2 separate regions of the Homo sapiens genome follow, and region 1 is linked to region 2. The links are chromatin loops, found by intact Hi-C in ENCODE. Cell type or tissue: endothelial cell of umbilical vein. All regions are shown on one strand.

What was found. Hi-C counts contacts between places; a loop is a spot of excess contacts. Peaks named below come from ENCODE experiments on the same cell type or tissue, not always from the same donor. Only the 100,000 strongest peaks of a DNase experiment are listed, where the experiment ranks them.
Region 1: it touches region 2 in a loop (6-fold over the local background); 2 of 110 quality-filtered maps call a loop at or near these places.

Annotation. Positions count from the first base shown.
Region 1 is chr7:110,918,584-110,926,583 of GRCh38, forward strand. The region is part of intron 4 of IMMP2L (inner mitochondrial membrane peptidase subunit 2); the gene reads right to left. Among named protein-coding and RNA genes, the nearest start is that of LRRN3, 170 kb to the right of the region's middle. In endothelial cell of umbilical vein, no CTCF peak of the experiment used is centred here; a DNase peak (open chromatin) is centred at 4,598; H3K27ac peaks cover 1,103 bases.
Region 2 is chr7:111,025,198-111,033,197 of GRCh38, forward strand. All of the region lies in intron 3 of IMMP2L (inner mitochondrial membrane peptidase subunit 2), which reads right to left. Among named protein-coding and RNA genes, the nearest start is that of LRRN3, 62 kb to the right of the region's middle. In endothelial cell of umbilical vein, no CTCF peak of the experiment used is centred here; DNase peaks (open chromatin) are centred at 4,994, 5,094 and 5,214; H3K27ac peaks cover 1,572 bases.

The sequences.
Region 1 (8,000 bases), 110 kb before region 2:
AAGCTGGGATTACAGGCGTGTACCACCACAGTTGGCTAATTTTTGTATTTTTAGTAGAGACAGGGTTTCACCATGTTGGCCAGGCTGGTCTTGAACTCCTGACCTCATGATCTGCCCACCTCGCCCTCTCAAAGTGCTGAGATTAAAGGCGTGAGCCACTGCACCTGGCCCCAGAAATAGGATTTCATTGTTATATTACTCTTCCTTACATCGCTCTTCTTGTCATTAAAAATAATTTCTCTAATAATTTTAAAAAGATTAAGAAAATAAGTCTTTATCAAAATAGTGACTCAGTTTTTCATTTTTATCAATTAGCATTTTATCAAATCTTCACAACTACTCTACATGCCAATAGAAATTGATGGTTCATCTTTGCCAGAGACATACACAAACCCCAAAAGATAATTGAGTAGATTAGAGTGAACACCAATAAAATCTAGGTCAAACTTAATAACCTTCAAACAGCAGCAGCCACAGTGCATACTAAATGTACCAACCATGAACTAGACATTTTGATGAAGTCAAAACCAATTCAGGGCCGCCTGAGGATGATCCATTTCCATATACTGACTTTTGCATGACTTTCCCTTTTCAGTATATTTACTTTCAAATGTAACTTTTATTTCACTACTTTAAGTGTTCAAAATGACAAGCTGAATCCTGGTAATTAATTTCTGATTGACTTTTCCTAATATGACTCACCAAATTAAGCCATAAGAGACAGAAACTGGCAGAGGTAGAAACTTGTGGTTAAGGTATAACAAACTAACTGAAACCTGCAAATAACCAGGATTTCAATATTAGAAATCACAAATGAAACTTAGAAAGAGCAGAATCAGCAAATTATACTGAGTCTATGCCAACCAAGACCTTTCTCATAGAGACTCTACTTGTTTTCAGGATCATTTACATTTAATTCTATGGAGCAATGCGGGTATGCTTTCAAGCACCCTAAAGTTGACAAGTGCTTCTGCAAAATATTTTCTTCCTTGTTTGTTCCTTGTTTGCATACCGGAGAGGAGATTGAACCAGAAATTCTCTTTTAAAAAGGGTTTTGAAATGTGCGCATTTTCTTCAATCAAATTCACTTATTTCTTGAAAAAAAAATATTCTAAGAGTACCATTGTGAGCTAAGGCATTAGGGAAGATAAACATAAACTGTGATGATTGCATTAACCAAGTGTCAACTTGATTGGATTGAAGGATGCAAAATAGTGTTCCTGGGTGTGTCTGTGAGGGTGTTGCCGAAGGAGATTAACAATTGAGTCGGTGGACTGGGAGAGGCAGACCCATCCTCAAACTGGCTGGGTACTACGTAAATTGCTGCCAGCTTGGCTAGAATAAAGCAAGCAGAAGTTGTGAAGACTTGGCTTGCTGAGTCTTCTGGCCTTCATCTTCTGTGCTGGATGCTTCCTGCCTTCAAACATCAGACTCCAAGTTCTTCAGCTCTTGGACTCTTGGACTTACATCAGTGATTTGCCAGGGGCTCTTGGGCCTTTGGCTATAGACTGAAGGCTGCACTGTTGGCTTCCCTACTTTTGAGGTTTTCGGACTCAGACTGGCTTCCTTGCTCCTCAGCTTGCAGACAGCCTATCGTGGCCTGTTGTGTCCATCACACCTTGTGATCACGTGAGTCAATACTCCTTAATAAACTCCCCATTTATATATACATGTATCCTATTAGTTCTGTCCCTCTAGGGAACCCTAATACAGTAGGTTTCTCCTTTCCAGAGGTATGCACCCTAGGTAGGGACACAGAAAGATGTGGTAAGTGACAGTGAAATGTGATGTACCAGGTGCCTATGGAGAACAGGGTTACTGATTTATTCTGGGGAATTAGGGAACATTTCACAGATGTCTTTGAGATAGAAGGCCACTGAAGAGCTAATGCTTTAAAGTTTTTGAAAGTGATTTGGCTTTTTGCTTTTTTCAGAAGGAGCTTCCCTTAGTATGCTCTATATTTTTGACATTATTGTGAGGCTTCTGTTAATTTGAAAGTCCTAATGCTGAGAATTGATCTTATGTGTTTCTACATTTTTGAAATAGTATTTTATATTTATGTGCTTTACCAAGCTTCTATGTATCATTATCTTTGTACATTTTAAGAAAGCAATGATCACTATGGGGTATGTCCCAATAATAATTATGGTTTTATTCATACTACTTCTTTGCCCCAGTAACTGGCAGGAATTTTTTAAAACATTTTGAGATAATTTTAGATTTACAGAGGAGTTACAAAAATAGTTGAGTTCGCATACACCTTTCACCCAGCTTTCCCTAATGTTAACATCTTATATAACCATAGCACAATTGTCAAAACTAAGAAATTAACATTGGCTTAACACTACAGACTTTATTTAGATTTCATCAGTTTTTCCTGTGAAGTCCTTTTTCTTTTCTGAGATCATGACCTTTTTAAAAAAATAATTTACTGAATGACTAGTTATTTAAGAGAGAAAAAAGAATAAGAATTAGAACTGCCAGCTTCTTAAATGAGAGATTCATGTTGAATAATATTTATTTTTGTTTATGTTTTGAAGCATTTAAGTGAGATAAGCTTTGTTCAATGTTGTTTTATATGCTACTCATTGTATAACATTGGCTGAACTCTGACAAATAGTAGCTACACAAAAATACATTTTTTCACGATTCAATTCTCCACACTTCACTGTTTTAAAACTGAAGGTGGTTCCTTACCTTGGGGATGGAAGGGTCAGTTCCATCTGAGGAGGTTTCTCAAGACAGTGGCATCTATAAATTCCCTTCTCTAGTGGGAGAGTGGTAGCTGCAGGCACTTATATGGAGATGTTCATCTGCTAGAAACAAAAGCTCTTCCACCATCTAACATCAAAGCAAGAGGTGATTTGTCATAGGGATCATTGGACATACCTCATTATTCCTCTGCATTATTTCTTATCTAATTAGCCAATAGAGACAAGATGCTTTATTCAAATTACCCTCCCTTTGAGGGATATCACTGTAAAGTGCACATAAGAATTCTAGTAAACCAGGCCAAGGAGAGAAATGCCTGAGATAACACTCCCCTGCTTGTTTCTTCTGTTCTCCTATTCAGACTGGAAGCATTGGCTGGGATCACATTATGTTTTCATCTATTCAGTAATGTGAAAGCTTGGATCTTGGAATAACAAATGTGCTTAACTACCCATGGCATACCACAAAGAACATTATTTTGACATATATATGAAAACTGGAAATATAAATTGCTCTGGCACAAGGAGGACACTTTATCTCTCCTAGAAGTTAACAGTAGACTACTCCAAGATAACTTTTCAGAGCACTGCATTTTAATAATTCTCCAGAGTCCTTGGCATTAGTCAGAAATTATCTTTTCTTGCAGTGGCATGTCTAATGTCAGTGTACTGCAAAGAGCTTGCACCACTGCTGGAACTTGTATGCTTATTATAGATTTGGTTCATTAGCTAGAAAAAAACATTAACAGCCACAGTATTTCCTTCCATTAAGAATAAGCTTCAGCTAGTGTGTTTCACAACTCTCATATGACAGAGTGCCAAGATGCTACAAAAACAAAAATTCCACTTTGCTTTGAAAATAGAAGCATTTAAAGAACTGTAGAAATAGCTGTTACCTATTTAAGAGGTCACTGGAAAGACTAGTGGTCTGGAGAAAATGTATATGGCAATGTTTGTAAACTGTAAAGAATTATGCATACATCAGGCTTAAGTGCAATTCTACTTCTTTATGTCTTCCACAAATCCTTGCATATAAAAATACTAAGATGTTTGTCAATTGTCTATTATGTTCTGTCCAAAGGATCCTGATAGATAATAAATGACAAAATCATTAGTTATATCTCAATAAACCTAATTGAAACATACATGTAAAATACAAAACTCCCCATCTATTCTTGATATACTTTGATATAGTATTTTAGCAGGGTTTTTGTTTGGAACTATCTAAATCCACTTGACATAATCATTTCCTCATGAACGGATTTTAAAAATTAAGTGACTCAAACTCCATGATAAATGCTTAAAGCCTTAAAATATTGTTTTTCTTCTCTTCACTTAATCTACTGGTTGGGTTAGGCTCAAGGAACCACAGAGATTAGAAAGATTCTGATCCAATATCACTGTCCTCTTTTATACACATGAAGCTGAACTTAGAATCATGAAAAATTCTGCAGCCACCGATTGTAAGAATATGAGGCTGATGTTGCTTCAAATGTATATCATGAGCAAACTGTTTCTCGCTAAAGTCTGGATGTAATGTTTTTCTCATCAGATTGATTGTCAAGACCTTCATTTGATGTGTAACAAGATAAAACCTGGGAAGTGGTGGACTCTGATTGATTTTCTGATTTGCCCCGCTGCATGGCACAGTCAACAATTAGATTGGTTGTTTCAAAGCCTTTTATTTCACCATTACGAATTTCTACCTGTAAAGAAACAAGCCTATGGCAGTTGCTGTGGTGATCGTGCCTATGGCTAGGCCCCAGGCATAAGCAAACACATACTGTCCTGACATACCAGTAACTACAAGTTTCAAATTTTAGTCCTTTGACTACAAAACAGAAAAAGAACATGTAAACAGTGAGTCATTTGCCATTCATGAATCAGCTTTCAGTGATGAAGAAACAATGAATACAACTATTATTATTAATGTCCTTCTTAAGAAAAGTAACTCTTATACTATCAAGGGAACTTCTATGGCTTGACCATAAACACAGGAAAAAGAGAAACTCCGGTAAAAAGCATTGTTTTGAGAATAAATTAAAATAAAGCATTTGATAGGGACACTTACCCAGCAAACCAATCTTCTATATAAAGACAATGTATATATGCATTTGGTGTCATTAATAGCATCAAAAACAAACAAACAGAAAGTCTTAAAAGAAAAATAGAGAGTGAACTCATAGAAGCATAAAAGGTGAACTCTTAAATATATTGGATTCTCCCTGAAAGGAGGCTTTATTATATGTCTACACACATTTTACTTTTAAGGGAGGTTCTAACCTTTTATTAGTAGAATATTTCAAAAGAATTCACTAAGCCTTTTATATTTAAGCATTACTTTTTCATAAAATAAAATCTATCAAATATACTTTATACACAAATATTTTGGTCACAGCTCATTATTACTTAATTAAAATAAATTGCCAACACACTTATAATTTGATCTAAATTATGACTCAAAAGATCTCACTTTTAAATTAGAGTATCACTCCTATAAATATGACATTATTCTTTGTTTAGGCATTCCTTCAAGGTAGACTAAAACTGATTTCTCAGAACTTACCTTTTTGAAAGTTATATCCCAATGCCCTACAGGTTATCTCACATTATAGCCTGATTGCTAGTGATTGACAAGAGAAGCCCAGGAATAGCCCCCCACTGATGCACAGGGGAATAAAAAGCCTTCCTCCTTCCTTGGCCCTTAAGGCAGCATTCAGCTCACCTTGTAGCTCAGTCTCAAGTTTACCTGAGTCTAATGTATGACAAAGGAATGATTCCCATGATTATTGAAAAGTCTGACTTCTACCTAAAATGCTCTTTTCCTCACTTTGTGATTTCACATAGAGCACTGATTCATTTGAACAGGCAACCTTTATCAGCATGAAGCCAGGTTTGGGCCTATAAGAACATAGACAGCACTGTTTCTCCCCAGTGTGTCTTTAATTTCCTTTATTACAGCAAAATTGAGAAGAGGCTTCTGGTGAAAACGTTTGTAGTTCTGCAGGCAGATAAAAGGGTGTGGATAGGGATCGGGATTTATTTTTGTTTCTCTTCTAAGAAGTCCTCTGGAGGTTCCATTTCAGCGCTACCTTTGCCAACGGAGTCCTGCAATGACATACCAGACTCATTAAAGGGGCCCCATCCTTCTGGCCAGTCACAAGGTCCTCTTGCTGCAGGTACCAGGTTTATCCTACGTTTCTCTCACTATGGGGAACTGGGCAGGCCGGTTTTAATATTAGATATTCTAATAATGTAAATAAAGGGCAGATAATAACGTCCTCACTAGGAAACAGGATTCTCAAGTTAGAGAAAAAATAAGTAGATAATTGGATGTCTAATTTTTTTCTTCAAATAGCTTCTTTTTAATACTTAAACACCAGTGCTGAGACTCAACAATTTAAATGGCCTCATTTCTTCTTTCAGTGCTTTGGAAGGTACAGGAACAGCATTTCCCACCTTTTATCCCATCTACGTGTTCTAGTTATTGCTCCAAAGTAGAATTGGTATACACAGCTGATTAAACAATTTGAAAAAATGTTCTGGTTCATGCCTCTGCCACTACACTGCCTTAGAGCCTTATATTTCAAGAAAATGGTATATTCAAAAAAGGTTATTTTCTGTTAAGAGAAAGATAACAAAAGGAGCTATTAAAAACTTTCAACTACATCTAACCATTCATAGTTATGCATGATAAGGGAATAAAAAGGAGTATGATGAAGAAAGATGTTCTTTTGAAACTTGTATTGCTGGGGTGAAAAATGGAATCGTGGCATAAGATGTGTGGGGGAAAAGATTATAGCAAAGATATTAGCGCTAAAACAGAGAGACCAAGGAAGATTAGCTTTTATTTTTCTATATGGATATAGAAATATGGATATAGCTTTTATATTTCTATACGGATATACTGTTGAGTGAACAGAAAATAAACAGTTGAACATATATTTGGATATGTGGTCTTAAAAAGTTAACTCTAACTTCACGAGTATGGCCTTACAAACAGACATCAAAGTCCTTCTAGGCATAAAGCATGTCGGAGGAGGCATCTTTAAAAATGAAAACAAACACTTCAAAGAACCTATCCCCCGGATACTCTCATAGCTGTACCAGGACACACACTTGTTTTTATAACTTAAAAATAAATTTTTTTTAATTATACTTTTTAGATCAATGCTGCATTCAATTTGCATGTAGATCTACTGACATTCTGTCTGAGATGAAAAGATACGAGACTACTTGACAGGCATTCAGAATTTCTTTATAATCTCCTGCTTCATTAGGTAGGAAAAAACACATCAATAATCAAGTATAGATACTTAAATGAAAGAACATTAAAAAGTTGGTGAATTTGGCTATTAAGTAGTCCATGTAATTATCTTTTATTCATTCATTTCACAGTCTGTGTCCTATATTGCTTAATTACAAAGAAAAGAGTAGACTGCTCATGTGTACACTAACTGCTAAATGTGTAAGCAAACGAATGAATGATCCTGTTCTCAATCCACGAGAAAAGAAAATATTAATGAAGAGAATACAAAGAAGGCAAAAATAGGAGGATATAATCAACAAAATTATTTACTACCCTCTTAGTAAAACATGGTTATGAACACATAGTATAAGACCTAATTTAGATAACTCCCATACTTGATCTTACTCACTATATTCATACTCCAAGTTTTTTAAAAATATATTACATCAGATTTAAACATCTGCAAAAAATATACTAATGATGAAAAGTCAATTAATGCAAGGATGGGAGCCCTAGAGTAGCCTCTGTATATTTTCTAAGAGGCTATGATACTAAAACATTAAAACAACAATTTTTTTGGTGATTTTCAGTATTCATATTCTACAGTAAAAAGATTTAAATTGTTTAAGTATATAATTGTACTGATATATTACCTCTATTCAGGTGAGAAAATTCCTTTATCCCTATTTATAAAGGTGTTCTTTTTAAATAGGAAGGATTCACATTTAATTTTATCAGATGTTCCTTCTGCATCTGTTGAAGTGACCATATAACAAGTTGTAAAACAACCATTTTGAAGCTGATACTTTTCATCTTCTATTTAACCAAGAGAAATGGTTTCTATATATTTATGTCTGAAGTGTTTTCATCTAAGAAGTAAATACCAAACTAGGTTTAAAAGCCTACAGATCTGCCCTTATATGGCCATGCAATTTACTTTTATTCATTATTCTTGTCAAGAAATATAATCCTCATCTCTTTCATGCCTAAGTCTTTTTAAATTTTTTATTACAATATACAATATTCATGGAACATCAATT
Region 2 (8,000 bases):
ACCAGGCAGGTGATGTAAACAAGTAAAGTGGCTCACCACTTAATCTCTCTGAGATTCAGTTTCATTATCCATAAGATGTGGTTAGCCATGTCATCTACTTCCTAGAGTTGTTGTGAAGATTAAATGAGAAAAAGTTTAATCTTGGTAAATCCTAGAGTTTTACACCAATAAAAGTCATTTTTACCAATAAGAATTATCAGAATTAAACAAGCTATTGTAATATCCAAAACTATGATCCTGAAAGCATAAAGATTACATCCAATATTTCTGTTTAGAGGTCATATATTAGAAATATTTCCATCTAAATAAAACAGGTTGCGCCTAAATGGTTAATTCTTAAACATCTAGAAAAGGCAGAGCAATGAAGCCCCTGAAAATAAAAAATAGGTAAAATTTTAATGTAGTTTTCATTCCACCATGTAACCTGGCTTACACCTCTAATTACAAGACAGTCCTCTCTGGGAGGGTGATATGAGTTTCCTGCTTATTACTGTACTCCCTGCATCCAGCCCAGTGCTTAAGCCTAGTTGGGCATGATATTTATTGAAGAAATATATGAATGGATAGATGGCTAGATACATGGAATGAATGGTATGAATAACGAATCTCATTTTAACTAATTCTGTTTTAACATTGTTTTAAATCTGTTTTAACATTGTTTCCTCAGGAATGGAGTTTGGAATTCAGGTGGCTTTTTCTCAGATTACTTGAAGTTTGAGCAGTCCATGATTTATAATAGGCATATAACAAGTTCCCCGGGTGTTTAACATCATTAAATGTTCTTCTCTATCTGATAGATCCTTTTGCTAATATTAAACACACACACACACACACACACACAAATTAGGAAAAATGTGAAAACAGAAGAATTGTTTTAGTGTCATTGTTATCAAACTCTCAAGTAGGACACATTTTTAAAAATAAAATAGAATTTGGTAAAACTAAGTCTATAACAGTCACAACCATTGTGTAATTTTACCTTCATTCTACTACATTGTATAATTTTACCTTCATTCTACTACATTGTGTAATTTTACTTTCATTCTACTACCTGAAGCAAATAATTTCAATTCCTAATCCAAGTAGTTAGAAGTTAATGATATCTTTTTGCTCCCTATAAAACCTGGCAGCTCTATCTAAGATGGCGTGTCACAGAAAAATTTCGCCATTTAATCCTTAAAACAAAGTATCCCTTTGCTTCCCCTTATTGTAGAGGAGAGTGATGTTGACATAAAGATCAAACTATTTGCCCTCAAATGCCATTATGAGTGTATAACAGAGAGGGGAAAATGTGCAATTTAGATTAGATTATTGGGCTTCTAGCAGCCTCTCCCTGTGCCAATTATGGGCGACTTTCCATTTACATATAAATAGCTCGGAAATTCCAACACCAATGTACTTGAAAACACTGAATCAAGTAGTTCAGAAAAACATAAATTAGATGCATTTCAATTTAAGGTGTTTACAACAAGCACTCATTCAAGTAAATAAAAGAAATGGAATCAATTTTTATTACAGAAAGCAACATCTTTTTAAATTATTGAAATTATCCCCACACTGCTCTTAAACCCGTCAAGATTTCTTTTGGCATGCTGTTAGTTTCTTTTGCAGGGGAAGAAAGGATTAAGTAGTTGTATACAGTTGTAGTGTAATGTGGGGGTAGATAATGCTGGTTTTTTATTTCCTCTTTTTTTCTGTGTAAGTCAGAGATGCCTCTTGAGCTACCTGGGGCCTTACAAAAGACGTAAATAAAACCAGATACACTTTTTCAACATAACTTGCTTTTATCTCTCTGGATAATCCAGTTTAAGTTTTCTGTCCTTGTCACATTCTCTCCCACTGAAAGACATCTTAGAATGAGTGTAACTTCATTAGCAGTCTCTAACTGCTAACTCACCACAGATTAACCACTCTGTTTATTGATCTATTGCTTATAAAGAGCCACTTCAACGCCCACTGCAGTTTCTCAAATGGATTTGATACATGGTATAAACAAACAACTCAGTATGGTAGAGAACAAACAATATTGTATATCACTGGTAAGGGCTGAGTTCTCATTTGCTGAATTCTCTTGAGGGTCTAGACAGATACAAGAGAAACGAAGGCTGATGTTGTGTTGCTTATGTATTGTAATAATATTAGTGATGTTATATATTTTACAAAATACATCACAATTATTTGTTCTTTGAATATCTAAAAATATTTAGTTCACTGAATTTCACAGATAAAATAGCACAATCTAAAATGACTAGAATGACTCAATAATGATGTGGTTGCGGGAAGGAGGCAGAGAGAAAAAGAAACACTAATTTTATGTGAATGAAACTGCAGACCATTTTCTGTCACTGGGACGGCTAAAGTCATTTAGTGGGAACTTCCTGGTTTCTTCTCGGAGGGGATTCTGGAGGTACACAGGGTAGAAATGCTCTTGGTCTACAGACACAGTGAAGAGCTTGCAAAAATGACTACTATGCAAGTTTCATTTTCGACTGATAAATGGTAGAGATTATTGAGTATCTACTATGTACAGGGAAGTCTAATACTGTTTCTCTATGTGTTACACAATATTCAGGCACATATCTTGATATATCTAAATGAAGAACAAAGAAATCTCAACTTTACATTTCATGGGGCAGAAGACTCAGAATAGGACGAAATCTAAATTCACAGACTAAAGCGGTATTATTGTTTATAATCACAAAAGCTTGACAACTTAGAAAGACAGACTAGGAGAAATGATTCCTGAAAAATGAAAGGCAAAAGCAAATGAAACATTTAATAAGGAAATTTAAATTCATGGGTTAAAAATAAGTCATATATTTTACCTTAAAACTCATTTTAAGATAAATTTTCTTGAAGTGTATAGTTTCAAGGTTCATATGGTTAAAAGTTTAAGAAGTTCAAAAACAAATGGAAGAAATAAATTTAAACGAAAGAATAATAGTATAACAATTGTTAATCAACCTTCCTACACAAATTAAACAATTTAAATGAGATTTTTTCAACGTTAGCCAAAGCTTGGTAAAGTAGACTTACATTGACAAGTCTAATAACCATTAACTTGGTAAGTCTGTCATATTTTATGAGATTAAGCACACTCATACTGAGCACAGGGTCAGTGATAAACAGCAAATACTGTATATTGTTTGGCATGAAACTTTTCCCTTGGACTCTCCCACATTCTCTCTCTTCCACTCTTCAGTCTACATATTATACAAATTAGATCTTGCAATCAGCATAGGGAAATCTCATTACTGCTGAATATACTTAATAATCATCTTCTTTCTAAACAAAGATAACAGCAAACAGCTCTGAGGAAATGTTTATGCAAAGAAAAAGCTATGTAGTTTATTTCTAATGAAGATGGTATGACTGTCTGCATAACAGGTTATTAAATACACCATCAAAAGGAGATTCTCTAAAAAAATAAACTATGTTGAATTTCAAGATGGGCCTCATTATTTAAGAAGTCATTTCCCTAACAGTTTCTAGATGATGCTAACATACCAAACTTTTAGTTAGTATTCCATGGTTTTCCTTGCATTCTTTCTTTTCTCTTAATATCACACTATGTTGCTAAAGAAAAGGTTATGTATTTTAAAAGAATAAATGACATACATCTGCATATAAAATGATTGGATTTGACATAAGGAAGAAATCTTATGAGCAAGACTGTGAAAACTAAGCTGCAAAATAAGATTTTCTTCAAATGTCACTGGACTCTGAACCTCCCTTTTAAGAAAATCAGAAATACATCTAATGGATTAGAATATATAGTGCATCAATTAAAATTATACTTACATAAAATATCTATTAGCCTTCTAAAAGAATACTGCTTTAAAAATATTGCAGAAACTATCCAGACATGACTAATGGGAACAAATATGATTCTTCTAAGTAGTTATAAATCAGCTGTCATGATAAAATAGTCACTTATTGCTTGAGTTCTCAATAGATTTAAAAGTCATGGACATTGATCCAATTTCCATAAACCACTGCATAACCTAGGTACAACACAGAGTTTAACAGCTTTCATGGGACATAGTTCAAGGATGGTCAAACAGAGAATTACATCAGGGAAGGATCTGGTTTCAGCTCACTGGGAGCAACAGAGATGAGAGCCGGCAATATCTTCACACTTTTCAAAGTGCTCTTGTGGGTGGTTGGGCCCTCTAGGGAAGTACTCTCTCCATATTGGAGGTGAAAAAATGGAAACATAAAAAGGTCAAGTGACATATTTAGATCAAACTATTAGTAAGCCACTGAAGAGATACAGGTAGCTATTTCTTTGCATCAGGTGGCTCTGACCAGAGAGGAATCAACTTTCAAAGATTTGTTTTAACCTAAGATCCAAAGGTTTTCACTGAAGTCATCCAGACTACCTAAATTACCCTATCAATGTCTACAGTCCATTAGTGATGGTCAAATGTCTTCTGGCTTTTTTGTCATGAATCTAAAAATAGTAAGCCTACCAAGTTAGAAGAAAATGAAATGACTGTTATAGTTAGAAAACAAGGTATTTGGGTATTTCAATGTATTGCTCATCATTTTCCATACCAGCTATAATTTCAGCCACTTCAATCCAGCAACACATTTCTGAAACTACTGAAGGAGTCAACCTCATCTTACTGATTTTTAAGAAAATTATTGCTAGTCAAACGGAAGAACAGCTTTAAAAACACTGACAGCATAAGTGGCTTCTGGCAGGATTCCAGATCATGCTTCTTGGGCAATGTGAAAAGGGAACAAAAAGGCAGTCACTTAAATGAGACAGTGAGAGAATCACAAATCATAGAATCCCAAAACCCAGTGGTCACAACTGTTCCTTCTCCCAAGTTCCTGATTCTTTCCAGAAAGCCAGACTGTAGCTCATTCCAGCTCATTACCACAAAAGGAATATTGGATTCTGCCCCAGGAGAGACTCAATCTCAAGAGCCAAATCACAATGACAAAGATGTGCAGAGTTCAGGATTGAACCTATTGCATCTAATCACTAGCAGAAAATCAGACCACTGAGGCAATTGTTTTAAATATTAGTCACTTCCTACACTTCCTCCATCATCTAAAATTTTTTTAAAATGTGAAAAAAAAGCCTATAATATGTGCTAAAAACTGATGCTACTTAAAAAAAAACTGTTTTCCTTTCATTGAACAAACTCTTCTTTCCTTATTTCCCCATTTAATGTGAAAACATATGATCTCATAATGAATGCCAACAGATGATATACTTAGTTTTATTATTATGAAGTATTTTTTATTCCTTTCTCTTCCTTCACATGGGATCTGTACAGTTAAAATATCTACACAACAAACATGAGGAAGTCAGAGAAGATGCCAATTTGACTGTGATTAAAGATTTAGCTATGTAGTCCCTAAAGAAATTGCACTGAGTTGCTATCCCCAAGACTCCAGAGGTTCCTTTGTAGTAGAGGTGAGCTATGAAGTTCTCAACTATGAAAGGTTAATACAAATGTATTCACTTTATTTATATTAGTAAAACAGGATTAACTACATAGTTACCCACTGTATTTACTATACTTTAGAGCAAAAATGCATACAGTAGGAACAATAAATAAAAGCAAAAGTATATATATGTGTATGTGTGTACATACATATGTGTGTATATGTGTCTGTGTATATATGTATGTGTGTATATACATATGTGTGTGTATGTGTGTGTGTGTGTGTATATATATATATATATATATATATATATATATATATATATAAAATATATATACACGAGAATTAGACAAGTAAATGGATGCCATAGGATGGGAACCAGATTTCTCACTGTTAGAGTGAGAGGTTAGAGGTAAGCAAGGGAGAGTGATTAGAATCATCCATATGGTGATGAATTATGGTAGGAGACACAGTATGAACACATGTTTAGCTTAATATAGATACAGATAATTACATATAGTAATGTTTATAGTTATATGTATACACACAGGTTAGTAATCTATGCTTGTATTTCTTCGTTCTGTCAGCTGAGAGGGCCTAGAAGCAATCACATATCAGTAGCAATGAGCATACCTAGTGCCCAGACCTTGGTTTCTAACATCACTCCCCAATAAAAGGCATCCATGCTCCTTGAGAAAAGGGATGCTTCTAGGACAAGAACAGGAAATATAAAAAGTGAGCCTGGAACATTTTGTAGTGCTAGAAAATAAGGGGTGTAGGGGTGTGTGTGTGTGTGTGTGTGTGTGTGAGAGAAAGAGAAATCCTATATTGATGTGGATATGTCAAAGGGACACCAAAGCCAACTAAAACAGCTCCCAATGGCCAAAGCTGAAATAATTTAATGACCAAAATTTTAAAAACATATCGGATTATAACAAAAAGTGTAAAATAAATATCCACAAGCCTACACAGATATAAATAAATGACTGAATACATAAATGAATGAAGATAAAGAGGCAAGTATATCCAACGGAGGAAATCCAAATGATTTATGCCTATACTCTGCCCTCAAAGAGGAAGAGAATACCTCTCCACTCCTTGAGTGTGGGCTGCTCATAGTGACTATCTTCTGAAAATTATAGTATAGAAAGAAGAGAAAAATAATAACTTTACAGTGCAGAAACCTGGCAAACATTATTTCAGCCAGGTGATCAAGGTGATAAATCATGTTGACAATATGTACCCTTGATACATAATGAAAAGGCACTTTACCTCTGTGGTCTTACTCCAGAAAAAACCTATAATGCCGCTATGACCATGAAAAACACCAGAGATTTTTTTTTTTTTTTTTTTTTTGAGACAGGGTCTCACTCTGTCACCGAGGCTGGAGTGCAGTGGTGCGACTTCAGCTCACTGCAACCTCCGCCTCCTGGGCTGAAGCAGTCATCCCACCTCAGCCACCCAAGTAGCTGGAACGACAAGTGGGCATGACCATGCCTGGCTAATTTTTTTGTATTTTTAGTAGAGACAAGGTTTCGCTATGTTGCCTAGGCAGATCTCAAACTTCTGGGCTTAAGGTATCCGCCTATCTTGGCCTCCCACAGTGCTGGGATTACAGGCATGAGCCACCGCATCTGACCTGGACCATTAGTACTGGCAAAAGAATGGAAAAGCAGATCAATAGAATAGAATGGAGAGCCTAGAATTATGTGTAGACCTACATAAATATGATAAACTGATCCTTGACAAATGACTTCATTAAAACTAAAAACTTCTGCTCTATGAAAAGCACTGTTAAGAAAATGAAAAACCAAGCCACAGCCTGGGAGAAAATATTTTCAAAGCACACATCTGATAAATGACTTATATCCAAAATATAAAAAGAGCTGTTAAAATTTAACAATAAGGAAACAATCCAGTTAAAAAATGGGCAAAACAGGGCAGAGTCCAGTGGCTTACACCTGTAATCCCAGCACTTTGGGTGGTCAAGGTGGGCAGATCACTTGAAGTCAGGACTTTGACATCAACCTCACCAGTATGGTGAAACCCCCTCCCTACTAAAAATACAAAAATTAGCCAGGCATAGTGGTGGATGCCTGTAATCCTAGCTACTCAGGAGGCTGAGGCAGGAGAATTGCTTGAATCCAGGAGGTGGAGGCTGCAGTGAGCCAAGATTGCTCCACTGCATTCAAGCCTGGGTGACACAGCAAGACTCCATTTCAAAAAATAAATAAATAGGCCGGGTGTGGTGGCTCATGCCTGTAATTCCAGCACTTTGGGAAGCAGAGGTGGGCAGATCACCCGAGGTCCGGAGTTCGAGACTAGCCTAGCCAACATGGTGAAACGCCATCTCTACCACAAATACAAAAATTAGCTGGGCATGGTGGCATGTGCCTATAATCCCTGCTACTCAGGAGGCTGAGTCATGAGAATCACTTGAACCTGGGAGGCAGAGGCTGCAGTGAGCTGAGATCGTGCCACTGCACTCCAGCCTGGGTGACAGAGCGAAACTCCATCTCAAATAATAAATAAATTAAAATAAGTAAATAGATAAATAAAAATAAGAATGGGCAAAAGATATGGATGCCCTATCTAAA